Linked DNA regions of Mus musculus: regions 2 and 3 are each linked to region 1. Evidence: chromatin loops called from intact Hi-C (ENCODE). Cell type or tissue: heart. All regions are shown on one strand.

Region 1 (2,500 bases):
TGCATGGCAGTCTACTTTACTATTGTCACTTTAAGTGGATGTCTCCTCCATACATTTTAAAGTCGGCTTTGATTCTCTCGAGCTTCCTCACAGCGCGTCGGCTTCTCCAAAGGGCCAGCGGACACAACAGAGACTGAGCTGACATCAGCTGGACGGACAGTGGCCGCTCTCTGGAGATTTCTTTGTCCGGATCCGTGGCCTGCTTCCTCACTGTAGGGCTCTGCTCAGATACTAATCAGCAAGCCCCACCCGGCACCAACCACGCTGGCACGATCTGTGTTCTTCATCCAAAGAAGAACAAAGCCCTTGTCACCACATGGTTAATTACACGTACATTTTGTCTCCGTCTCCTTGAGGAGGAGGGGGCATTGTCTGCTTTGCCGCTGCTGTGTCCCTCTCATGGGCATGGCACATTCACTCCGTGTGCTAGGGAAGCATGTGGAAAGATGACCTACCAACATTCCAGGGGCTGCCCAAACCACAGATGCTCCAGCACACACCAGTGCCCAGGCGCAGGCGTTCACAGAGCAGAATCCACATGTGGGTGGGGTCTGGCCTGGGGAACTTTTGGCCTTTTTTTAAACATTAAAGTTGAGACATCTTTATTACAGGTTGGAGAAACTTCTACCTTGGGCTCTCTTTTTAAAATTTAATTTTATGCATAGAGATATTTTGTTCCTGTGTGTGTATGTGTGTGTGGTATGTGTGTGTATAATGTGTGTAATATATGTATGTATGTATGCATGCATGCATGTGTATGTGTGTGTATGCATGTGTGTGTGCATGCATGTGTATGTGTGTATATGCATGTGTGTGGTGTGTGTGTGTATATATGGTATGTGTGTGCATGTATGTATATGTCTCTGTCTTATCTGTATGTATGTGTATGGTGCATGTGTGTGGTACATCATGTGCCAGGTGCCTGTGGATGTCAGAAGACCGCATCAGAAGCTCTGAAAACAGAGTTACAGATTGGGGTGAACAGTCCTGTGGGTGCTGGGACTTGAAGCCAAGAGCTCTACAAGAGCAGGAAGTGCTCTTAACTGAAGTGTGGAGATAGCTCTCCAGCCCCTGCCTTGGTTCCTCCTGATAATGGCAGGGGCTATCCTCAGTTCCTCCCTTTGCCTTACCAATGACATCTTTTATATTGCTAAATTAGCTCTGTACAGTGTGCACGCCTCTCCAGCCCTGTGCCCTCGTCACAGACTGCCATCTTGTGGTCCACTGAGCAGCTGCCTCTGGTATCTGGCTTTCCACACCATCTCCAGCACGGGCCAGGGGACTGATGAATCTTCTATAAACTTCTGCTTCCTGACTGAATACCTCTTCTGGCTCCTCACTGTCCCTGGATGAAACACAGTCCTAGCGTGAGCTCCCCCTGCTCTGTCCCCCACATAGTCTGTAGTGGGATGCTCTGGCCACAGGGGCTTTCTGCTCATACTTGCTTTGGCCTGCCAGCTTCCATTTTCCTCTGACCAGAGTACTTTCTCTCTCAGACATACATGTGGCTAGATCACATCAGCGCATGTGTCACCCCTTCAAGGAGTCACCGTCACCAGGGAAGTGTGGAACTTCACTTCTTATCACACTGTCTTCTGTTTTTTCTTTTCTTTCTGTCACCTACCTTCATTTAACGTTCCCTTGCTGTGTCTCAGATTCCCCACTGTCCCTGTCCCTAGGCCTGTTCTGGGCCTGGTGCAAAGCAGGCACTCAGGGAACACAGACTGACCATACCAGTCGATAAGCAGCCCGGGGGAAGCTGAGTTCTTTCAGATAGGTCAGGTCATTCCCACCAGCAGAGAGGTTTCAGGGGCCTCGCCCTAGGCAGATTTCCTCAGTAAAGCAGGAGTGGGAGGAGCATTGATGGAAGAGGTCTAGAAGATCCCCTGGGGATGGGAGGGAAGACAGAGGCTGCTTCTGCCCCTCCCCAGGTCTGCCGCCACAAACTGGAACTCCATTAATACAGTTTCCTTCAGCTACAGTGAGACAGACTGACGACCCTGGACCTTAGCCAGGCTTTGGTTAAGCTCTGTCTGGTTCTGATATTGTATCTATCTCCTCCATTCTCTCTCTCTCTCTCTCTCTCTCTCTCTCTCTCTCTCTCTCTCTCTCTCTCTCTCTCTCTCTCCATTTGGGCTTCTGTTATCGCCTGGTCCGTAGTCTCTGGTCCTTGATTCTATGGCAGTGGTTCTCATCCTTCCCAAAGCAACCCTTTCATACAGTTCCCCTTTTCATACAGTTCCTCATGTTGTGATGACCTACAACCATTAAAATTACCTTTCTTGCTACTTCATAACTGCAATTTTGCTATGGCTATGGCTTTTAATATAAATACTTTTGGAGACAGAGGTTTGCCAAAGGGGTCTGGACCCACAGGTTGAGAACCACTGTATTAGAAAGAGCTTTTGTAAGCAGTGCCTGTGTGTTTTCTTCATTTCATGCAGGACTTATGCAGTATAAAAGGCACCACGGTTCTTTTTTTTTTTTTTCCCAAGATGGG
Region 2 (2,500 bases), 83 kb before region 1:
TCTCTGCATACCTTACCAAGTAGTCACTGTTTCTAGTCTGTCCTGAGTCACATGCATTTAAATGTCCCAGTAACGCCATGAGGGGGGAGTCCAAGGGTGCTCCTCATGTTATGTTGGGAAACTGAGCCCCAGAGAGGTGGAACTGGCTTCCAGGATTTCTGGGGTGGAGCTGGCATCTCTGCTTAGGTCTGATCTACAGAGGCCCGGCCCCAGTCACTTCATCTCTGCTTCAGAAATGGCCTCCCTCCGAGGGCCTGTTGGCGCGCTAGGGTCTCCCAGTTTCTCCTTAGGATCTTTTCTGCCAGGTGCTCCAGAGAAAGATGTGGGGAGGAGAAGTGGCCTTCTCTCTCTGGCTTGGAGGCCGCTGTCCCCTCGCTTGGGGTATCATAGAGTAGGGGCACAGAGGCTTGGAAAGGACAATTATCGAACTCACTTTGTCCTCCCAGAAGCTATGAGGGGAACAACCAAATATCTCATTTCATAGTTAGGAAACTGAGGTACAGAGAAGAATGTATGACGTTATATACTGACAAGCATCAGAGGTGAGGCCTAAACTCACAGTGGCTGGCTCTGGACATACCTGATGTACATTATGCTGTATTTTAGGTCTCAGAGGGCTGAAGATGGAAGATGTGGCCCTTTAATATGGTTCCTCGTGTTGTGGTGACCCCCCCCAACCATAAAATTATTTCTGTTGCTACTTCATAACTGTAATTTTACTACCGTGACGAATTGCAACGTAAATATCTATGTTTTCTGGTGGTCTTAGGTGACCCCCGTGAAACAGTCCATTGATCCTGAGGGGACTGAGACCCACAGGTTGAGAACCACCGCTGTAGAAGAAGCAATAAGCCCTCCCTACTCATACTATGGGAAGCCGAGTTCTATATCTACCTTTTCCTCTGCATCCAGGCCCAAGGGCAAGGTGTAAGAAGAGGAAATATTTAACTTTTTGTGTTACTCTGACCAAAAACCTGTCAAGAGGCAACCTAAGGGAGAAAGAAATTACTTTGGCTCACAGTTGTAAGGATACAGACCCAGTGCGGTGGGGAAGGCAGCTGGTCCCATTACACCACCCGCCAGGAAGCAGCTGACAGGAAGTGAGGGCAAGGCTATCAAAAATGTAAGGCTCACGGCAGCCCCTAATACTTCCTCTATCAAGACTCCACCTGAAGTGTTTCCACCATCTTCCAAAACAGCAGAGCTTGCAGGAAACCAGGTGTTCAAACACATGAGACTGTGGGGGAGATTCCACATTCAAACCACAAGGGGGAGTGTGCTGATGGGTGGTAGGGAAAAGGCACCCATTTATCTACTGGTTCCTTGGGCGCATTGCACCTGCAGTGTGTCTCACACTGTGATTGGCACAGAGGAATTTGGCTTTCATTGGACTGAACTTGAGTTTTTATCTCCATCGGAAGCCAGTTACGAAACTTCCGGGCGTCAGTGTCCTTCCCTCCCCAGGGAAGCTGGTGGCAGCACAGTTTCTGAGCTATAAGGAGGCCTCCGTGAAGTTAAAGACACTGGGGACTTAGAATAGTGCACGCCTGTGTAAGAGCTGAACAAGTGGTGGCTGTCAGTGCTATTATTACCTCTGTCCTTGGGAGCTCACTGTCTGGTGGGGCCCAGACATTAAAAGGAAGTAGATAATTTCCTGATGACTTGGGCCAGGAAGTGAGGCGGCATTGCTCAGAGCAGTGAGGTTAGAATTCCTGCCTCCTTGCTCTCTCTGAAGTGTCTTGAGGTCAGTCCTGCACTTCATCCTGAGGCTGAGGCCAGCTTCAAGTGCTCCTTCTGCACTGGCCCAGGGGGGTGCTGGTGCCCAGATTGGGTGTCTATGTCACTTTGCCTGTTCTCGTCTTCTAAACGTTTGGGGGCAAAGCTTCTGGGGTGGAGGGAGCAGCCAAGACAGCTTCACAGCTCAGCACAGACAGAAGCCCACCGGTGAGATGGGAAAGCCAAATGGCCAAAGAAATATATAGGAGCAAGTTTAATGGCGTGGTGACAAGCCACTCCGTAAAGCGATTGCACGCTGGCAGGTGATAAGCATTTTAGAAGCAATGAGACAGAAAAGGATTACTTGGGGCATGCTGGGGATCCTCCCTCCCAGCCTAGAATTCCTCCAGGGAGTTCTCAGCCAGCCGTGTAGATAGGGAGGGGGTCACTCCCCTGCGGCGGGCCCCAATTCTCAAGCATCTCCGACTTTATCGTAGGCTCCGGTGGCTTCAGCCACTCTCAACCTCAGTTAAACCCGTGCTTTTCTTACCTCCTCACTCTCGTTATAGAAAAACAAATGATTTGATTTTTAGCTCTAGACTGTCAACTTCGTACCTCAAAGTTCATCTCCGGGAGCTGTGTTTCCATGATATTTTTAATAACTGAAATATCATCCTGGAGCAAATCATGGCGTGTCAAGAAAGCCACCACCCTTCTGGGAAGAAGAGTGTGTTGGACGTGGGGGAGATGGGGCTAAAGCTGGAGGTGACTCAGGGCTGTTGGC
Region 3 (2,500 bases), 160 kb before region 1:
GTAAATTTTGAAAGTCTTTAATTTGCAGCCCTTCTCTTTCCTTCCCTTTTCTTGTCAAATAAAGCCTGATGGGGCGTTCCCTTCTCAGGCCTCAGCACCTCTCTTCTCTGACTTCAGCGGCTCGCTCAGTGGGCATTTCTATCTGTGCTTTCACACTGGAGTGGGCGTCTTCAGGACAGTTTATGGAAATGCTCCAGGCTAGCCATTCCCTTCTACTGTTCCAGTCTCTCCTACTCCCTTCTCCTACTGCTGCCTGGGCTGTTTGTGTCCTTCACTTTACGCTAAATGGAGGCCATGCTAATGACAGCCTTTTTCATGCAGCCAGTCATGTAATGCCTTCTTTTGATAAAGGGACGTGTTTCTTTCAGTTAATTTTTTCACATGCTTTTCCTTTTCTTTTGATATTTTCAGATGCCAGGATCATGGGAAGTATGCTACTTAAAAATAAGAACTGGGTTTTGGCCTCATTTCTTCCTGATAATTGAGCCTTAGCGAGTCATGCAGGTCCCCTGTCCCAGAGGGGAGCACTTGAAAGGCCCCTTTGACCTGTATTCTCTGTGTTTCATATGCTTTATAGTTTCACTGTTTCTGTGTGCTTCTTTGTTTCCATGTTTTACCACCAGAATTGACACACACATGCACACATGCACACATATACATGCTCAGGTGAGACTTAGAAGTTAGGGGACTTTTGTTAGCAAGCATTGAACACTAGACATATTTCAAAATTGTGACTTTACAAAGATGGCACAGTGTCTGTATTATATGTTTTATAACACCAAAAGCAAACACATTAGCACTCATGTTCCTTGGGCAAAGTATGTAACAAGTCACATGAAGTGAACAGTAGAAGCCTCATGTCGGGTTAGGTTTGCTAACAAAAATGAATTTTGACACAAACTTTACAATAAAAACTATTTTCAGAACTTTTGATTTTGGACTTGTGAATTATAGGGCGGTCATATTTTTCTATTGTTTAGGGATAATTTTTCTGATTTGTTTCCTATCTTAATGAACAATTTGAGTTCTAGTAAATAATTTTCCTGATTCCTTTGTTTTTCCTTGGAATTCACAACCAGTTTTTTTCATCCATGGCTGCTTTGCATTTACGTCTTCCCTAACTCAGAACCATGCTACTTTCCTAGGAAGTCCTGGCAAAGTTTGGATAAGTTTATCCTTGGCATTGCTCATGGAGAACCTCAGCCAACCCAAGCCTGCCTGCTTTGCAGTTGAATTCTTTCTTGGGCGTAGTGTTAATCAGCCTTCAGTTTATAATTTGTTGATCCTCATTTTTTTGCCTTGTGTAATTTTGTTGCTATATTCAGATGATGCCACAAGATGGTGCCCAAATAGCAAGGAATTTCTCTCTCACATTCCCAGCCAACTTCCTTCCCCTTAACAGTACAGTCAAGTGTAGTTTAGAGATTTTTTTTTAAGTGATGTTCATGATTTGGAAGATAGGTTGAGATAGCAAGTGTTAAAACTCACCTTGATTTCTGTAATCTACCTGGTTCATGACTTGAAGACTCTTTTGTAGACATTGTCAGTCTGGAATAAGAACTCTTAAAAAGAATCATTTAAGGCTTATAATATGTATTTCTGGTATTAAGGTGAATGGCTGTCAGCTATAAAGTTAGAACTGGTATTGTGCATAAAAGAAACTATTTGGAGCACAAAGTTGTATATGTTATATTGGAGACACCTACCAGTACACCTAGGTGTACCTCAGAGCTCAGTTACCTAGACACTGTGAGCTCCTTTGCTAAAGTGGTCCTCCTGCATTAGTTTTTTAGGTAGCTGGGCTTACAAGCATGGTCTGCTGCTCTCAGCTAGTATATATGTACTGGCAAATGAAAATGAAAAATGAAGTTTCTATATTAAAAATAATTTAAGATGTATTATACAATTTATATTTTTTTGTCTTAAAAATTAATCACTCCTTTTCCTCCATTTTATCTGGTGATTATTTTTTCTTTCTGGAATAGTCTCTAGAACAGTGGTTTTCAAGCTATGGGTTGATCCTTTTCACAGGGGTCACCCAAGACCATTGGAAAACACGGGTATTTGCATTGCAATTTATAACAGTAGCGAAATTATAGTTATGAAGTAGCACACATATAATTTTATGGTTGGGGTCACCACAACATGATGAACTGTATCAAAGGGTCGCAACGTAGGAAGGTTGAGAACCGCTGCTCTAGAACACTTTTGGTTTGGTTTGTGTTTAACGTGTGGAGCCCTGAGTTTCATCCTAAGCATGACAGAAAAGAAAAGGAGGAAAGGTAGAGAGAGAAAGGGGAAAAAAAAAGAAAGAAAACAAAACCAAGAGTAGTATCAATTCTTTAAAGCACTTGGAAAGCTAAAAAAATGTTAACCTCTGGGATCAGGTGAAAGGTGATCAGGGAATCCCCCTGTCTCGTGAATAATCTTTGTCTTGTAATTTGATTAAAGGAGACTTAGTGGCTGTGTGAAATCTATAATCATATGATTAACATTGGCC

Evidence for each region. A loop is a pair of places that touch in the nucleus more often than their neighbours do. Peaks named below come from ENCODE experiments on the same cell type or tissue, not always from the same donor. Only the 100,000 strongest peaks of a DNase experiment are listed, where the experiment ranks them.
Region 2: a loop joins it to region 1, with 3 times the contacts of the local background. A loop is called at or near these places in 11 of 42 quality-filtered maps.
Region 3: a loop joins it to region 1, with 5 times the contacts of the local background. A loop is called at or near these places in 15 of 42 quality-filtered maps.

What each region holds. Positions count from the first base shown.
Region 1 is chr19:42,743,196-42,745,695 of GRCm38, forward strand. All of the region lies in intron 4 of Pyroxd2 (pyridine nucleotide-disulphide oxidoreductase domain 2), which reads right to left. Among named protein-coding and RNA genes, the nearest start is that of Gm19437, 1.3 kb to the right of the region's middle. In heart, a CTCF peak has its summit at 1,228 (motif pointing left); a DNase peak (open chromatin) is centred at 1,236; H3K4me3 peaks cover 254 bases; H3K27ac peaks cover 985 bases.
Region 2 is chr19:42,660,334-42,662,833 of GRCm38, forward strand. No RefSeq gene overlaps it. Among named protein-coding and RNA genes, the nearest start is that of Gm25216, 38 kb to the right of the region's middle. In heart, a CTCF peak has its summit at 1,259; a DNase peak (open chromatin) is centred at 1,458; H3K27ac peaks cover 1,059 bases.
Region 3 is chr19:42,588,094-42,590,593 of GRCm38, forward strand. The region is part of intron 6 of R3hcc1l (R3H domain and coiled-coil containing 1 like); the gene reads left to right. Among named protein-coding and RNA genes, the nearest start is that of Loxl4, 23 kb to the right of the region's middle. In heart, a CTCF peak has its summit at 1,335 (motif pointing right); no DNase peak of the experiment used is centred here; H3K27ac peaks cover 347 bases.